Regions from separate parts of the Homo sapiens genome. Here region 2 is linked to region 1. A link is a loop called in an ENCODE intact Hi-C map of the cell type or tissue named here. Cell type or tissue: heart left ventricle. All regions are shown on one strand. Links, peaks and the distances in the headings refer to the core of each region. The heading gives the core; the rest is flanking DNA.

The links. A loop is a pair of places that touch in the nucleus more often than their neighbours do. Peaks named below come from ENCODE experiments on the same cell type or tissue, not always from the same donor. Only the 100,000 strongest peaks of a DNase experiment are listed, where the experiment ranks them.
Region 2: it touches region 1 in a loop (2.0-fold over the local background); 2 of 110 quality-filtered maps call a loop at or near these places.

What each region holds. Positions count from the first base shown.
Region 1 is chr5:9,285,212-9,293,588 of GRCh38, reverse strand. The region is part of intron 5 of SEMA5A (semaphorin 5A); the gene reads left to right. Among named protein-coding and RNA genes, the nearest start is that of SEMA5A-AS1, 220 kb to the left of the region's middle. In heart left ventricle, for the core only: a CTCF peak has its summit at 5,122 (motif pointing left); a DNase peak (open chromatin) is centred at 5,128; H3K27ac peaks cover 940 bases.
Region 2 is chr5:9,494,385-9,502,761 of GRCh38, reverse strand. All of the region lies in intron 1 of SEMA5A (semaphorin 5A), which reads left to right. Among named protein-coding and RNA genes, the nearest start is that of SEMA5A-AS1, 13 kb to the left of the region's middle. In heart left ventricle, for the core only: a CTCF peak has its summit at 3,636 (motif pointing right); no DNase peak of the experiment used is centred there; H3K27ac peaks cover 1,843 bases.

The DNA.
Region 1 (8,377 bases), core at 195-8,194:
AATATGCAGAATTTAATAACATGTATTAGATTTATTCCTACTGTTAAAAAGCAGCAATTACTGATTGTCCATACAGTGAGTATAAAAGCTGGAATGTTGACCATTCCATGTTCAAAAGTTCAAGTTTGTGTCCCTTGGTGATAACTTCCTCTTGGAAATTAAAACAAAGGGAAGTTTATTTTTCATATGGCCCTGGGTGAGGAGATGGCTTCTTAAACCCTTAAGAAGTAAAAGACACTCAAGGAAGACATTTTCTCAGAAGGAGGCAGTTACCTGGATGGCTTTGAGTATTTCATTTCAAGTATTCAAGAAATTAGAAATTATAAACCGTGTTGACAAAAAGATATCAGATGCCACCTCCTTGCACTACATTCTTCCAGGAGAGAGAGAGAGAGAGACCTGAGAGCTCTCTAGCAGCTCACGTTCCAGTTGACAAGATAAGATTTATGGACCTGAAAAATGAACAGTGGTAGTGGCAGTGCCATCACAAGGTATTCAGTGTGGGATATGAAACAGTGCTACCAAGGCTCAGAGCAGGGAGAGGAGATGACCACAAGAAAGGATGATCAGGGCAGAAGAAACGCCTCGATCACGTTTCGCATCAGGGTTTCTGCACCTGCACACTATTGATGTTTTGGGCCAGATAATTCTTGGTCATGGGGGTTCTGTCCTGTGCAGTGTAGGATGTTTAACAGCATCCTTGGCCTGTACCCCTAGATGCCAGTAGCACACCCCACACATACTAGTAATGACAACCAAAGCTGTCTCTAGACACTTCCACGTGTTCCCTGGGGTGCAAAATCGCACCTGGTTGAGAAACCCTGGTCTACACAATAGAAACTGCTTCACCTTTTGAATTACTCATATAATCTAAACAGTTGATTTTTTTCTTTGTATGGACTTGAGTGTGTATTTTCAAACAAACATGGTTTTTTTTGCAGCTTTTATTGAATAAATCACCATGAAAATTGATTGTTTAAACTTGGAAAGAATTTTAGAATAGTTAATATTTCTGTAAATTCCCTTTGGTTTATGGAAATTCACCATTTATTTACCTGACATCCTAACTACAATTTCTGTATTAATAACTGAAGACAGTAATGAAGAGGGTTTGGGGATATATGATCTGAGTAGCCACTGCCTCAACTTACTGGGTGTGTGTCCTCGGGCAAGTTACTTAATCTCACTGTATTTCAGTTCCCTCTCAGGAATAATAGTAATGTTTTCCTTAAGGTTTTAGATTGAGTAAACGAGTTAACATATTGTTATAACTGTGAATTTTATAAATCAAGTATATACTGGTAACTACCGTGTTTGAAATTATTTGATGCAATTTAAGTTATGGACCATAAATGGGCTGGAGGATTCACAGAATTGATTTACAAACGTGGGATGTCAGGCATTCAACAAAGGGAAAGGAGGGTTAAATACTTGTATAAGTCCAAGAAGTCATTATTTCCATGTTTGACATCTTCTAAACGCCACTGTTGCTTCTGCTTCAGTTATAGTGTTGACCAAAAGTAGCCTCGAGGACTCCTGAGGCAGGGGTGACAGCCAGCCATCTTTCTAGGGCTGCAGCCTCACCGCAAATCCCAGGTAGGGGAATGGGGCTTCCTGTATGGAGACTTGGGATGGGCAGGGAGAGAATCTTGACTAGACATCCTTACTTGTAGCAAAATAATGACTTCTTGTTTCAGTTATTAATTGCTACCTAATCAGCACCACAAAACATAGTGATTTAAAACAACCGTTTTATTTTGCTCACAATTTTGTTGATCAGGAATTCCAAAATTCCAAAATTCCAAAAGTCAAAAAAAAAAAAAAAAAGAACTTGGCTGAGAAGTTTGTTTATGATTGTGTTGGCATCAGATGAGGCTGCTTGGACTGGAGGTTCCATATTCAAGGTGGTTGATCCACTCACAGGGACTGCATGCCATTGCTCCTTGGTATCTGTCTCTGTCTCCTTTCTCTCTCTCTCTCTCTTTCTCTCTCTCTCTCTCTTTCCTGCTTCTACATCCTCCTTTCTTCTCCATTTGTCATTTTGCCCACCATGTCATCTCTTTATTCTCTCCTAACATGGTGGTCTCTGGATGGCTGAACTTCTTACATGGCACCTGCCTTCAAGAGACTGGAAATGAAGCTTCCAGGCCAGTTAAGGCCATGCCTGGAACTGGCAAAGGAGCTCTTCGGTCATATTTTATTGGTCAAAGGAGTTAGGCTTTCCAGAATCCAAGGTGGTAGAGAAATAGACTCCAGTTGTGGATGGATGACCAGCAGGTTGCATGCAGGAGAGCCTGTGGGGGACATGCTGCTGGGACCATCCGCGAAGTGCAAAATCTGCCGCATCCAGAACTTGTTTAAACTCTGGGTTTTGTGACTCCACTTCTCATTGATTCTGACTCCAGTGGCCAAGAACGACCATTTTTAGCAAACATCTAAATGTGATTCTGAAGCAGGTAGTCTAGAGTCAATAGCAGTGATCTCAAGAGACGGATGGAAAGAAAATGGGAAATTCTGTTTCTAGAATGTTTATACCACAGCAATGTAAAATGTACTAATATTAAAATGTAAGTTGATGCTGGTGCCTCACTTGCTCAATATGTCAAGCTCTGACACATGCCAAAGTGAGTTTCTAAGGCATCCTGAGGGAATCAGGGAAATATTGGAAGGGTTTTGACTTACAAGTTCCAGTAAAGTGCATTTTTGTGTTATGTTATTTAACATGGGAGAGTATTTATAATGTTTTGAAATGAGGTGGGAAAGAACCATTATTTTCTGTTTTATAGGGAGGGTCTCTGGATACCTAGTGGCAACATATTTAAAGAGCTGTCATTAATTTAAGATATTGAAAAATTGTGAAGCTTAACGTCAATGGATGTGTATGTATATACACATATATCAATGTTTCTGTATATCTAGCGCTATCATCTCTATGTACCTATTTCTCCTTTTTTAAGATATAAGGGATCTAAATTTGCTGAACTTCCTGTTATTTTTAATAGTATGATGAATAGTAGGTACCTGTAGAAAAGAAATTGTCTTGTTTCACAATTAATGAGACCGTAATTGCTTTCCAAAAGAAACTCATGCAATATAGCAGCACAATACTCAACTGCAAAAATATTGAACCAATCCAAATGCCCATCAGTCAACAAGTAGATAAAGAAAATGTAGTGTATATATATGTATATCATAAAAATGAATGAAATAATGGCATTTACAGCAAGCTGCATGGACCTGGAAACCATTATTCTAAGTGAAGTAACTCAGGAATGGAAAACCAAACATCATATGTTCTCACTCATAATGGGAGTGCTTAACTATAATTATTCAAAGGCATAAGAACGATACAATGGACTTTGAGGACTAAGAGGAAAGGGTGGGAGGGGGTGAGGGATAAAAGACTACACATTGGGTACAGTGTAGCCTGCTTGGGTGATAGGTGCCCCCAAAATCTCAGAAATCACCACGAAAAAACTTATTCATATAACCAAACACCACCTGTTTCCAAAAAACCTATTGAAATAAAAAAATTAAAAGTAATTTTTAAATCAGATACCTCAGAAGATTTCTGTCCTTATGTGAATTGGTTGTTAATGATGATGCTCAACAATCACTATAATAACAATCTTACCTGATTTTTAAATATATAAATTTAGAAAATTCACTTTTGAAATGTCTTATGTGTACTTTTAACCCTTTTTTAAAACTCCCAAAAGGGAAGTTTCAGTGGACTTTAAGCTCATTTTTTAATCTTTCTGATAAATTTTTGAGCACAAGATATTGACATCAGTGAAGATGAAAATGTGCTTGGCAAATTTCAACAAAAAACATTGTCTAATTGGCAGATGAAGTTGAAAAAGTAGTATATCAAAATTTATTAAAAACAGCCAATGATGTAATTGGATTTTTTTTTTTTTATTTTTGAGACAGTCTTGCTCTGTCACCCAGGCTGGAATGCAGTGGCGCAATCTCGTCTCACTGTAACCTCCACCTCCTGGGTTCAAGTGATTCTCCTGCCTCAGCCTCCTGAATTGCTGGGACTACCGGCACGTGCCACCACGCCTGGCTAATTTTTTGTATTTTTTGTAGAGACGGGGTTTCACCGTGTCAGCCAGGATGTTCTCAATCTCCTGACCTCGCGATCTGCCTCAGCCTCCCAAGAAATTGGATTTATATATCTGTTTGAGTTGTCCACTTCAGTTATAGAAGTTTTTAAACTAAAAATTAATATAAATTGAATGTAGAAAACAGAATTTTAATTCATTCTATCATAAATTATTGCACTAAGTTTAAAAAGTTTTGTTAAATCAGACTATAACATAATATTTACTTTATAATATCAATCATTTTATCTTGATGTCATTATTTTCAGATGTGTATACTGTATTTAAAATATACTTATATACATGCACAGCTGTATGTGTTTATAATATATAAATGAAGACATATACACTGATTGGAAGTAAATGCCAGATCTCATTGATGAGGATGTGGGAGAAAAACATTTGTGAAAATACTGTTAGAGTCCTATTCAACATGTTTCGTGAGCAACACAGGTCTCTAATAGGCTTAAACCATCAATGGCAATGTCACTACGCTAGGATTCACTTTCTGACAAAAGAAGCATTTAATTTAAAAATCATTTTGGGAGAAAAAATACTTTTGTTTTTGTTTGAAGGATGAGGTAAAAATGCTTTCCTTTTTTTTGTGTGTCCTCATTTCTACTTCTTTCAAATATCAACATGATATGAATGAGATATAGTTTACAACTTGTACATTAGCTACTGTGGGCTTAATCTTACCAAGACTACATTTTGGTTCCAGCCACTTCATTATGCAACCATTTTTTGGTAAATTTATTTTTATTTTAATGTTGGAGAAAAGACTTATTCTTAGCATTGCCCTAATTTTAGAAAATGAATTTCATTCATGAGAGTGTTCTTGGCTAGAAATATAAACACTGTAGAGAACAGTTTCACATTTATTTTCTCCTGTTTTATCATCTTCGAAAGAAAGTGAACTCCTGCTGGCTATTTTCTCTTGCCCCTCCCAGCGTCTGTTTCTGCCTCTGTACTGGGAAGCTTCTATGACTGCTGTCATGCCCCTGTGCCCTCTCGCGGCCAGCTGGATAGGGCCATGGAAAAGGTCCTTGGAAGGCCTGTGGGAGAAAGGGGAGGGAAGTCCGAGCTGCGATTCCCACCACTGGCTGCCACTGGGTTACCTGGGACTGGCTGTGGCCCTGGCCTCACACCGCAGCAGCCACACCCACCTGGCTCTCCCTTTATGACCCTTTATCCCCCAGCATTCCTTTGGGCCCCTTAGTAGCCACTGGGAACTCTTGTGTTTGCCTCTTCCACACCTGTGTCTTTGTTGATAGTTGTCTTGTCAAGCCTTCTTCAAATTATCTTATGTGATGGTGTCACGTAATTCCTATAGAACCCTTGATTCATAAAGTATCCTAAAACATATTTTAATATTTTCCCAGTTTTGTGAAGTGCTTTTAATTCTATTTTAGATATGTCATGTGTCTCTTTTACATTTATCTTATACATTTGCTTGCTTATCCTCTTAATCCATAAGTGTTTTTGAAGACAGCAATATTCAGAATCTACTATTCTGGTATTCAGAATATTCAGAATATCTGGAAGGATATTCAGAATCTATTGAGTTTGGTTGAACATGATGACATTTTATTTTTTAAAAATTAGGGCTTGAGGGAAATAATTTTTAAGTTACTTTGCCATAATTGGCTAGAGCAAGACTTTGCAAACATTTTCTGTACAGGGCCAGATAGTAAATGCAGAGACTTTGCAGGCCACGTGATCTCTGGTATGGCTCATCAACTCTGCCATGATGGTACAAAGCCGGCTATAGACAATAAGTATATGAATATGGATGGCTGAGTTTTAATAAAACTTTATTTATAATAATAGGTGGTAGGCCTGATTTGGCCTGCTGACTATAGTTTGCCAAGTCCTGTACTAGGGTAACATAACATTAGAAAATTGATATAATTTATTTCAGAAGAATATAATTTTTAAAGGTTTATAAATTATAAATTCTTGCAATGGATAAGATTAAAATATTTTTGACATTTAAATTATTATTTAAATCATATTTAGGGAAAAGTTTTAGTTACGTTCCTCTAAAAATAATTGCAATGTACAAAGAAATACTCAGCTTTAGGAATTATGTATATATGAAAGGATGTAGTGTCTATTCTGCTTAAACTGAATAATATCTATTGTATTATGTGATGTCTAAAAATAGAATTTGATACTTTTGCTGACACCAAAGTTACTTAACAGATATTCAATTAACCCTAGCTGATGATGTTAATATAGATGGCATTTTTCGGATCATGCTGCTGCCTGGGTTAATATAAAGATGAATGTCTGTATCCATCGTACACATGTGTGCATGTACTTGTGCTCAAGTGCACACTTGCCTATGTCTCTGGAGGAAGTGCAGGTGGACGGGGGAGGGTTAGTGGCTAATTGACCCATTCGCTTCTGGTCCTCTGCATTCCTGGCCACCCCAGGAGTGTATGTTATCTCCCTCAATGCATTGGGTACATGTAGGAAAACAGTGACGGACAGCATTTGCTTATGATTGTTTTGCCTGCAACTAAAAAAGGAAATGTGTTCAAAGATTGAAGAGTCCAAAGCCAGTTCTGGTCCAAGGTGCAGAAGGAGCCCGGCCCAAGGCCAAGATCTCAGGGGACTCTCAGCTATCTTATCACTCAGTGTTTCTTATTCTCTGCTGATGGGCTTTACTTTGGGTATTTGCCAAGATGAATTTGCCATTTTTCAGTCTTTATATACTTAATTATAAAAATTCACGTGTGTGTGTGTGTGTGTATGTGTGTATAAGTGTGTGTAAGGGAGAGAGAGATTATGAAAATATGAATGAATGATTGAATAAAAACATATGAATAAGGAACATATTATTTGGACTGGAGGAGTGAGTTAACTGTCCAGCCCTGGTCAGTCAGCTCTTGAAGGGGTAGTTTCCTGGCAGTGAGGTGGTGAGCCAAGGAGAGGACCACATTTCTCTGCATGCAAATATCCGTTGCCCAAAGCATTACATGGGAAGTCAAACTCAATCAGCAAACAATGATTGCTGAACCTTATTAATATGGTCCGGGAGATAGAAAAAAGAGTACGGAGGGGTGTCAGAGTCTGGGGGAAAAAATCAATGGTAGGAAAAAAGTTCATATAATATAAATTTTAAAAATTAGCTTATTAAAACATTGCAATTACTTGAAAATTTGCCTTTATGTTGTTAAAATCAGTTAAAAGTAACCCAACTATATATAATACACATGGCATATTATCAAATAGAGGCTCATAAGAAGTCTCCCGGGTGTTTCTTTTTATTATAATGTTAAAGATGGAATCGTTACACCTTATCTTAGCAAGTATATTTAGTCAATATGGTGGAACGAACTCCTAGCATTCTGCAGCGTTATACAAAGATATAAATATCACTTAGTGCAGTTTGCCTCAGTTTTTCAGGAAGCATCCTTTTAAAAAAAAGTTTTATGGATATATTATAGTTGTACCTATGTATGGAACACATGCAGTATTTTGATACAAGCATATACAATATATAATGATCAAATCTGGCTAATTGGGGTATGCATCACCTCAACCATTTATCATTACTTTGTGTCAGAAACATTATAAATCTATTTTTCTGCGTATTTTGAAATAGACAATAAATTATTATTAAGACAGTATTCCTTTTGCTCCCCATGAAGCAGCCATCACCAGAACATTTGGGTCAAGGTCATTATAGGAGGTCACCCTCATGGCTTGAAAAGGGCTTTTCATCTCCTTGAGAGTGTGTTCTCCATCCTATGCTCCTGAGATCAGTCCTTGAAGCTTCAAAAGGCACCTTTGCCTGCCTGTGGAGGAATGATTGGCAGGGAGATAGATCAAGCATCTAGAAACAGATGTTGTGGGAACTTGTGAGCTGGTGTTTAAGTCTGGCTTGGAGAAGAACCAAGCCTGGCTAGTTCTGAGTCTTTTGACTGATAGTTTTAATGGGGCAAGTATAGTTTGTGTTAAACAATGTGTTTAATTTGTATGTTAGTATGTTGAGAGACTAAAGAGTTTCTTGTCAATCCCATGTTTCTTTGGGGAGGAAGGGCTCTAGGCATTTTTGTTCTTTCAAACTGACTCAAAGGCCACTGTCTTGGCGGGTTCACGGCCCAGTGATTGAAGCTTGAGATTTTCTCCAGAAGAAGGAAAGGGGGATATTTACGGAGAATAACAAGATGGTGTTTGCAGAATCCTACACTGCACTGTGGAGTTGGGTCAGTTGCATCATGAAATATTAGCATTTTCCACACAGGAACATTTTGTAACAA
Region 2 (8,377 bases), core at 38-8,037, 210 kb before region 1:
CATCTTGTCTCTGGTGGATTTCAAAGGCTTGCTCCTCTCCTTGAAGTTGAGGACTGCAGTGCTAAAGGCCTCCCACTATGACTGCGCTCTCTGGTTTCTCTGCGAGCCTGCCAAGTACCAAGTGACAAGCTCAGCACATGTTTCCTTGGGCAGGACTAGGCTGGCTGACACTTGAGGAAGCCCATGCAACTCTGTAAGCTCAAGACACAGGATGTTTAGAGATACCCACAGCTGAAAGCGACTCCAGGCCAGCTCTCTGCTATCTCTGGCCTAAGTTTTTGCTGGGATACTGTCAGTCTTGTCATGAATGTCTCAGCTACTTCAAATCACATGTGCTTAAAGTATGGTTGGCTCAGCCTGGCATTCTCACCCTGGGCCAAATGGTGCCTCTGATATTCATATATATCTGTGGATAATTCCTTAAATATATAGGGAACTTCATCATGTTGCAAATAGTTGGCTGCTTCTGCTTTTATTTAAATTCCAACTATGCGTGTTACACCCATCCTCTGTCTTAACTGCTACAGAGAAATAAACCCTACCCTCAAGGAGAAATAACCATGCTGAACACAGGAATGTGTTGTGTTTCCTCAGTTCTTAACCTGGATCTTTCAGTGACTTCCTCAATATTGTTGTTTTTTATTTAAAAAAATATTTAGGGACAAAGAGTAAGAGCCAATTCAGAATGCTCATGATTAAATATTTGTCCATTTAGGTTTCTGTGGTAGCCTTCATCAGTTTGAATATAGTCTCTAGGCCACAAAAAAATATAGATACCTCAATTCCATCTTATGCTTAGTAATTACAGTAGAACAATCTAGAAACTGAGCAAGTTATGTTTTCTACGGGTGGATGAATGGAAAGTTTTGGGTTTTCCATTTTGTAACAGGAAAATGAGTAGCTGCACCTATGGGAAAACCCAATTGGTGGCACATTAGCCAACCAAGACCTGTGTTTTTGTCATGTAACAGCTATGTGTCCTGAGTCCTTGGGTGCTCTTGGGGTGACGATTGGAACCCAGGCTTTTTTCTCTTTTGCTCAGTCATCTTTGGCGAGTAGTTTTTGTCTTCATGTCAGTACTTAAAGGGTGTAAACAGCTGCTGCCCCTGCAGCCCAGAGCCCGGATTCCAGCAGGAGGAGGGAAGGGAGCTGGTCGTTCCTTCTCTTGAGTAGGGGAAGGGATATGGCTAACATCAGCATCTACTTCATGTTTCTGAACTCCTCCATTGCTGACATTGCTTTTGGATGCTTTCCTTTGCCCACTTAATGCTCTTTCTGTATTCTCTACATAGGAAAAAACTCAGAAGGATGTGTGTGTATGTTTTTATATGTATACTTAATACAGTATTTCATGCACACACACAAATACACACACACGTAGACACATATGTATATGTTGACACTTATCTTTAGAGTAAAGGTAATTCATTGGCAATTTAGTTTCTCTTATCTCAGCCTTCTACATTTTAAGAATGCAAGTAAGCATAGACTTTAGTTTTCTGTGTTATAGGAAATTTCAAATAGAGGTCAGAGATTAAATTGTGTTAGCAACCATTTTGACACAATTGCATGAAACTGCTGTGGTGTTTTGTTATCCAAGTATATTTTAATTGGATAAAAGCCATTTTATTCAGAATATTGTTGATTCTTCCCATAGTCTTTGTATTAAATCATCATAAATATCAAGAAAATCAGTGTAAGAAATTCTAGCCTCACACAGGGACCATTATATTAGTATCTAGATTTTTTTCATAAAGGCAGGGATGGTTAATTCTTCCACTAGGATATTAACTTAGCTTGATATTTAATTAACAGTTTAACTTCTGAAGATATTGATGAAAGATTCTCATACAGTCAACGCCAGATTAGAAGAGGTGTGTTGGCAAGCTCCAGGAAGGCAGGGAAAGCCTCAGGAGGGAGCAAGTGTGCTTGGAATTGTAGCATAAACATATTCCTCTCCTAAAACACATATAATGTGGACCGCAGCCAGGCACAGACCACAACCTGAAACTCTGCATGTGGGGTTGCCAGAATTAGCAAATTTTTCAGTATAAGTATACCCTATATACTGCATGTGATATAGTTATATTAAGATGTTATTCATAATTTATCTTAAATGCAAATTGAACTGGGTGTCCTGTATTTTATCCAGTGCCCTATCCTCAGCAAACCTCAGTGTGGGCCATTGTGTGACATCAGCATGGATCAGCTCAGTGGGTTCCCTGAGGATGGAGTGGGATGATGTCTGGATCAGTTAGGAGAAAATGAGTGTCTTGCTGGTACTACAAGACGCACTTTCATTACAAATGCACATGTCAAAAGCTAACATGATGAAAACCGTTGGAAGGTTTGCTGTTTTGCCAGATATTTCTTAACATGTGTCTTATGAGCAGAAGCTCTCTTGTCATTTGGAAAGAATATCACTTCAGAGGCCCCATGGGGATGACATCCGCCCCACCATCAGGATCAATATGTAGTGAATTTATGAAGGAGCAAGTTCAAGCCATGCGCTGCATTTAATAATGCATTATAATAACATAAAATGAGCTGAGGATTAATCAAAACTTTATAAACTGGTGCTAAATTGACTTAGTAATTTACATCTGGCTCTGTGTGGTTGGCCCATTGACAATAACTTATCTCCAAAAAGTTGCATAGCCATTTCTTCTTAATTGCATATGTTGCGCTGTAGGGTGATATAGAAGATATTAAAATATGAGTAACAGATGGATACTGGCTAATGGAGCTTCAGATCTCATATATTTTCTTATTGTTTTCTATTTATTTATGAACCTATTGCTGTAAAATAAAACCTTTTTTTTTTCAGGGCAGAACCAGCTTCAGACTTTTTTCCCCAAGCCTTCTTATTTCGGTTTCTTCTTGCTATATTACTCTATGATGGAAGCACTTCTGTGCTCTGTGCTCCATGTGATGTTTGGTTTTTGTTATTAGTGGATGAAAGTTAATGATACACAACCAGACTGGGACACTTTGAAGGTAACAGCAATATCTGTGTATAGATGGGGTTGTGGTTTTGTTATTTATCTGCTATTGCTGTAGTATCCTTTGTCTTGAGCGATAAAAGAGAAGTAAAATACTAAAGAACTGAACTGTCCATTTCTGGACCATGAGTAAAGATGCTGCCTGTCAAACTTCCTGTTCATACATTAGTTTATTTATAGAGTGTACTCTCTATGTAAGGTATTGACTGATAATGTTACTTTGACTTCAGATAGCTTGCAGTTTAATGGAGGAAGAAGACAAACATGCAAATAACTAGGTCAATGAGGCATCCTTTGTGTTCCATTGGAAGCTAGGCTGCTTTGTAACCTTGTTAATTTCTGTGGTTTTGGAGTGCATTCATTAGCAAATACACCCCTTGTTCTTATCCATTCTCTGCTTTTTTCTTTATTTGGCATTTGATGACATTTTTTCATGTGGGGAAATTGAGTCAGGTGAGGTGGAAAGAAAATAAGGACACGACACTAAATTCTTTGATGTTTTTCCTTAAAAAATTGTTTTTCAAGTGCTCCATAAAGGTTTGTGAAGTTTTAAGAGCATAGGACTTGGATTATTGTGAAGAGTGTCTCTAGGGGCCAGTTAACCATTTCAGGACTCTCTTCTCTCATCTCCCTTGTTCCACCAGGTGGCACCACAAAAGCACAAGCCTCCTTCTCATGGAAGGTAGGAGGAGGACCTTTCGCTGCCTATGTTTACATCCACTGCTTTGCGTTTACACACATAGTTGCGGCATTGTCATAATTGCAGCATTCATACATTTTCATTACGTTCCTTATAGCTTGCCATAACTAATATATCTGTTTGATAGAGTGAATTCTGTAATTGTTAATCATATACACAGAACATGTCAAATAAATACAGACGAAAACACAGGCTAACAATTCCACACCTAACCCAGCCCAAATCATGCTAAACATGCCATATATATTCACAGTTTAAGTTTGATTCCAGGTATGCAGTCTTGAGTCATAATGGCCCCAGGCATGACAAGGTTACTGGGTCATAGTTGGTTATCGTAGTACTTAGACAACGTGCTCATGGGAAACAAACGACTCCAGGGTGTGTGCCGCCGATTTGCAATATGAGGCTGATCTACTGTTCCCACTGTTTTATTCCCTGCTGCTATATCTCGGCTGGGAAATGTACGCTGTGGACCCCGCATCTTCATAATGATGGTCCCTCAATGATCAACCACCTTCCACGTAGCATCCATACAGTAGTCTGAGCAAGCTGAAGGATAACAAGCTTAAATTTATCTTTTAAAAATGTCAGAACTTCCAGAAATTTGTATTAAAATTTCTAAATTGTATTTCTGAACCGAAATAAAGTATTACAAAGTTTGTAATTATCTCCAAAGAATTCGATGGATGGTGAATGAAAGTCCTTTTCCCCTCGTGGTGACATTGCTGTATTTAGACACCTCAGATTATGATAATGATATACTTCCAAATATATTATCATAAATGTGGTGCCTGGCCCCAGGATGGTTATGACAGAGGAGTAGTGCCTCCTGGGGCCATATGGCCCAAACAGAGGAGGTGTGGCTCTGCATCAGTTAGTTTTCATATCAAAGGTAAGCTCCAGGTTGGGCCCATGGCCATCTTTAAGAACTGACTAGCCCAGGGAGGGGCAGTCTCTTCCCAGCCAGAAGGCTTTTTTAAACTATCAAAACATCGTAGTATACAGAAAATTTAAAAATATTTACAATATACCCACTTACATACAGGATCAGATAGACTGTTAGGGTTAACTTGGGATGGTGTCTTGGCATACATCTCTGTATACAGCTTTGCCTGTGTCATGTCCCCAAGGAGTTGCACATAATTTACTAAGTTAGAAAATAATAGAATGAATCTTCCTCTAAGCAGTAGCCAAGAGTCAAACGACAGACCAAAAGAGGGACTAACGGGAAATGTGCAGTTTTAGGAAGAAATTAATGAAGGCAAATCAACCTAGTGGTTAACAGCAATAGCTTCATGGCTGAGCCACTGTTCCATCACTTACTTGCTGTGTGACCTTGAGGAAGATATTGACATCCCTGTGTCTCTTTTTCCTCATCTGTAAAATGAGGACAATGATAATACTTCCACATAGGGTTTTTTGAAGATTAACTGTCACCATCTGGGACGTGCTTAGATGCCTGGTATCTTGAAGTGCAGGCTAAGTATTTGCAAACACAGTCTTTATCAAGTGCCTGCGCCAGAGTATGCCGTGCCACTCGACGTCAAGTCTCACATATTGTGAGGTGTACCCAATTATTGAGATGTCCTGGAAAACAAATATCTGAAGCTCTGGCTAGTTTCTCCATTATCGGCACTATAGCCGTCTCTATCCCCAGTCCATTGTGTCTGAACCGTATGGACTGTATATTTGAAAATATCTTAGAAAAGCAGCAGTCATAAAATGTCAGGGCTTTTTTAAAAATAAAAAGATACTTGTGCATACATTTTGCAGCAAGATGAACAATGGTGATGCTTTTCCTGAGAAACCAGTGATGCTGACTATATAGAGGCTGGTTACTCTTGGGAGCTCATCATTGATCATCAGCTGATTATCTCCTTAGCTTTGTGGCTTCACTAGCTCCCAAGTGTTTCTGAGAGAAATACCATGTCCCTATAAGTATCTAATGTGCTCAACTAAAGGGGAGAGAAAAATGCTACCATGTGATACTCTCTTTAATAAGGCATTGCATTTGTAAGACTGTACCAGATTAACTAGTTTAAAAGACAAATATTGAATTCATATGCAAGGCTATTTCAAGGCCTGTTCTCTCTATGCATATTAAAACACAAATGAATGGTGATTATCTCAAATGCTCCACTCGGAGCTTTGTCACTCCTGGTAGCTGGTAGCAGGTTGTGTGTGTGGTTTTATGGGCTTTAAAAAGATCCTCATAGACTTATCTGTAAATTGTGGAAATGTATATCTAAAAATTCTGTAGAAGTGAAAAATCGAGGCAGTCCCTTTGGAGACCCAGCCTTCCTCAGGTAATTGAATACTCCAGGATGGTCATTTTTTTCTTGACTACTTGGCAGGCAGGCTGGTGACCGAGCAGACAGAGTTTATACCTTAAGTTCCAACAACTCTGAATTTCAAATTTTGACCCTGCCACATCCCAGCTGGGTTGAATTAGACATATTTTCTGATCTGAAAAAAACATGGTAATATTTCTTTTGGCTATATTCACTGTAATTCTAATGTTAGTGATAGCTGCTTCATTACAGTTCAGTGGCCTCTGTGGACTGTCTAGGTGGAAGTTTCTAGTGCTTCCTTATAAAATAAACTTCTATTAGTATATTACACTTAAGCTTCATCTGAAATGCATTTTAACAGATTATACAATTATACATTCTTCATTAGTTGACATTATTCCAATGTTCACTTAAGAAATATTGAGGCTGGGCATGGTGGCTCTTGCCTATAATCCCAGCACTTTGGGAGGCCGAGGTGGACAGATCATCTGAGGTCAGGAGTTTGAGACCAGTCTGGCCAACATGGTGAAACCCCATCTCTACTAAAAACACAAAAGTTAGCCGGGTGCGGTGGCACACGCTTGTAATTCCAGACACTTGAGAGGCTGAGGCAGGAGAACTGCTTGAACCCAGGAGGCAGAGGTTACAGTGAGCCGAGATCATGCCACTGCACTCCATCCTGGGTGACAGACAGTGAGATTCCTCTCAAAATAATAGTAATAATAATGAAATAAAAGAAATATTGAGTTCCCACTATGTACCCAGCATGCTGGGGATACAACAGTGACAAAAATCTGGGTCCTCATGAAGTTTCCATTCTAGTGTGTGTGGATGGGAGAGGGGAGCAGAGGGGTAATGAGTAAACCAATGAGTATTCAGTCGATCAGGTAAAAACAAATACTATGAAGAAAAATTAAGCAGGCTGAATTAAGAGTTTAAGTAAATAAGAGGGACAAATTGCTAAACTGGAAGAATTAAGGATAAACTACAAATAGTCTGATTTATTATTTACCCATTACTGTCTACTTTCAAATGTAAAGAAAATGGGTTTGCTCTGTCAAGAACTAGTGGGAGCCGGAGGCCCCGCCAGTTTTCTCTTCATCCTCCTGTGGACGCATCCTGCTGAGTGTACGCTTGTCTCACTATAGTCTTGTTGAGGGGCTGGTTATTCAATGATGTAAACTCCCTTACAGTGGGGCTCAGTCTTGTTCCTTCATATTCGAGGGCTTGCTACAGGGCCTGGCACTAGTAGGGATTCAATAAATATATATTTAATGATGGAGCACAGATTCTATTTCTAAACATGGTCCTTGTGCAAACAGAGAACCAAGCTGTCTTGCTTGGGTGGGTAAAAGCTAAGGGCAAGAGAACTCCTGTAACAATCAGCTTCTCCCCTCCAGTTTCAACTCATTTACTTGCTTGCTTTCCCTTGAGTGGGCTTCACGGTAGCTCTTGAATTTGCTCTTGTGTGACGTTGTTATTCAGAAACTCCTATTGTGGACACAGCCTGCCTGCTGACTCCTAGTATTGGTGGTTTAATCACTGCCTGGGTAATTACTCACAGGGACGCCAGGTATCCCTGAAGATATCGAAGTCCTATGGCTTAGAAGGAACACAGATTTTTGTTTTACCTAAAATAATGGCAGCCTCAAAGGGGAAAGAAAAATAGAATTTAAACACTTTGGAATATCCTACAATTACTTTGGTTTTGAAGTTGGTTTGTGCACATAGGTACAAATATTCTTTTACTGAAATTTCTAGTTGTAATTTCAGAATAAATATTTTAATATATATGGACAGTTAAAAATTTTTAAAAGAAATATGTCAAAGGTTGCATTTGTTATTTCTTAGGAAGAACCTTGAACACTTGAACCAGATACTTTGGAAAGCATAATTTTTTGTACGTGATTTGATGCCACTGATATATGCTAGTCTAAAGCACAAAATACTTGTTTTGGAAACATCTCTTGCCTAATATCTAAATTTAACCCATGGTATTTATTATTCACTGACTGAAAACAGGAACACGTTATACAATCTGTGTTTTTTCATCTAAAAGATGGCAACAATGATTTTGCACAGAATTAAAAAATTAGGAGGATAAGGGACATTGTGGAAATTCTAAAGTGCTGTACAAATGTTAGTTTGGTTCAGGGGGGCATTGAAGGGGGGGATTTGGCAGAAGCTGACTCATCCATGACCTACTAAGTGAGAAGATCAGGGCCTGGGGGCTAGGAGCAGTGTCAATTAGGAAGCATCTGCCCTCCTGATGAGCAGCCGCGTTGGGGAGCCACTGACCTCGATAATTATCAATATGTGTCCTGAATAGACTCTGTTCTGATTAAGGTCTCATTTGTGGAAATTCATCTGGAAAGCAAAGAGAT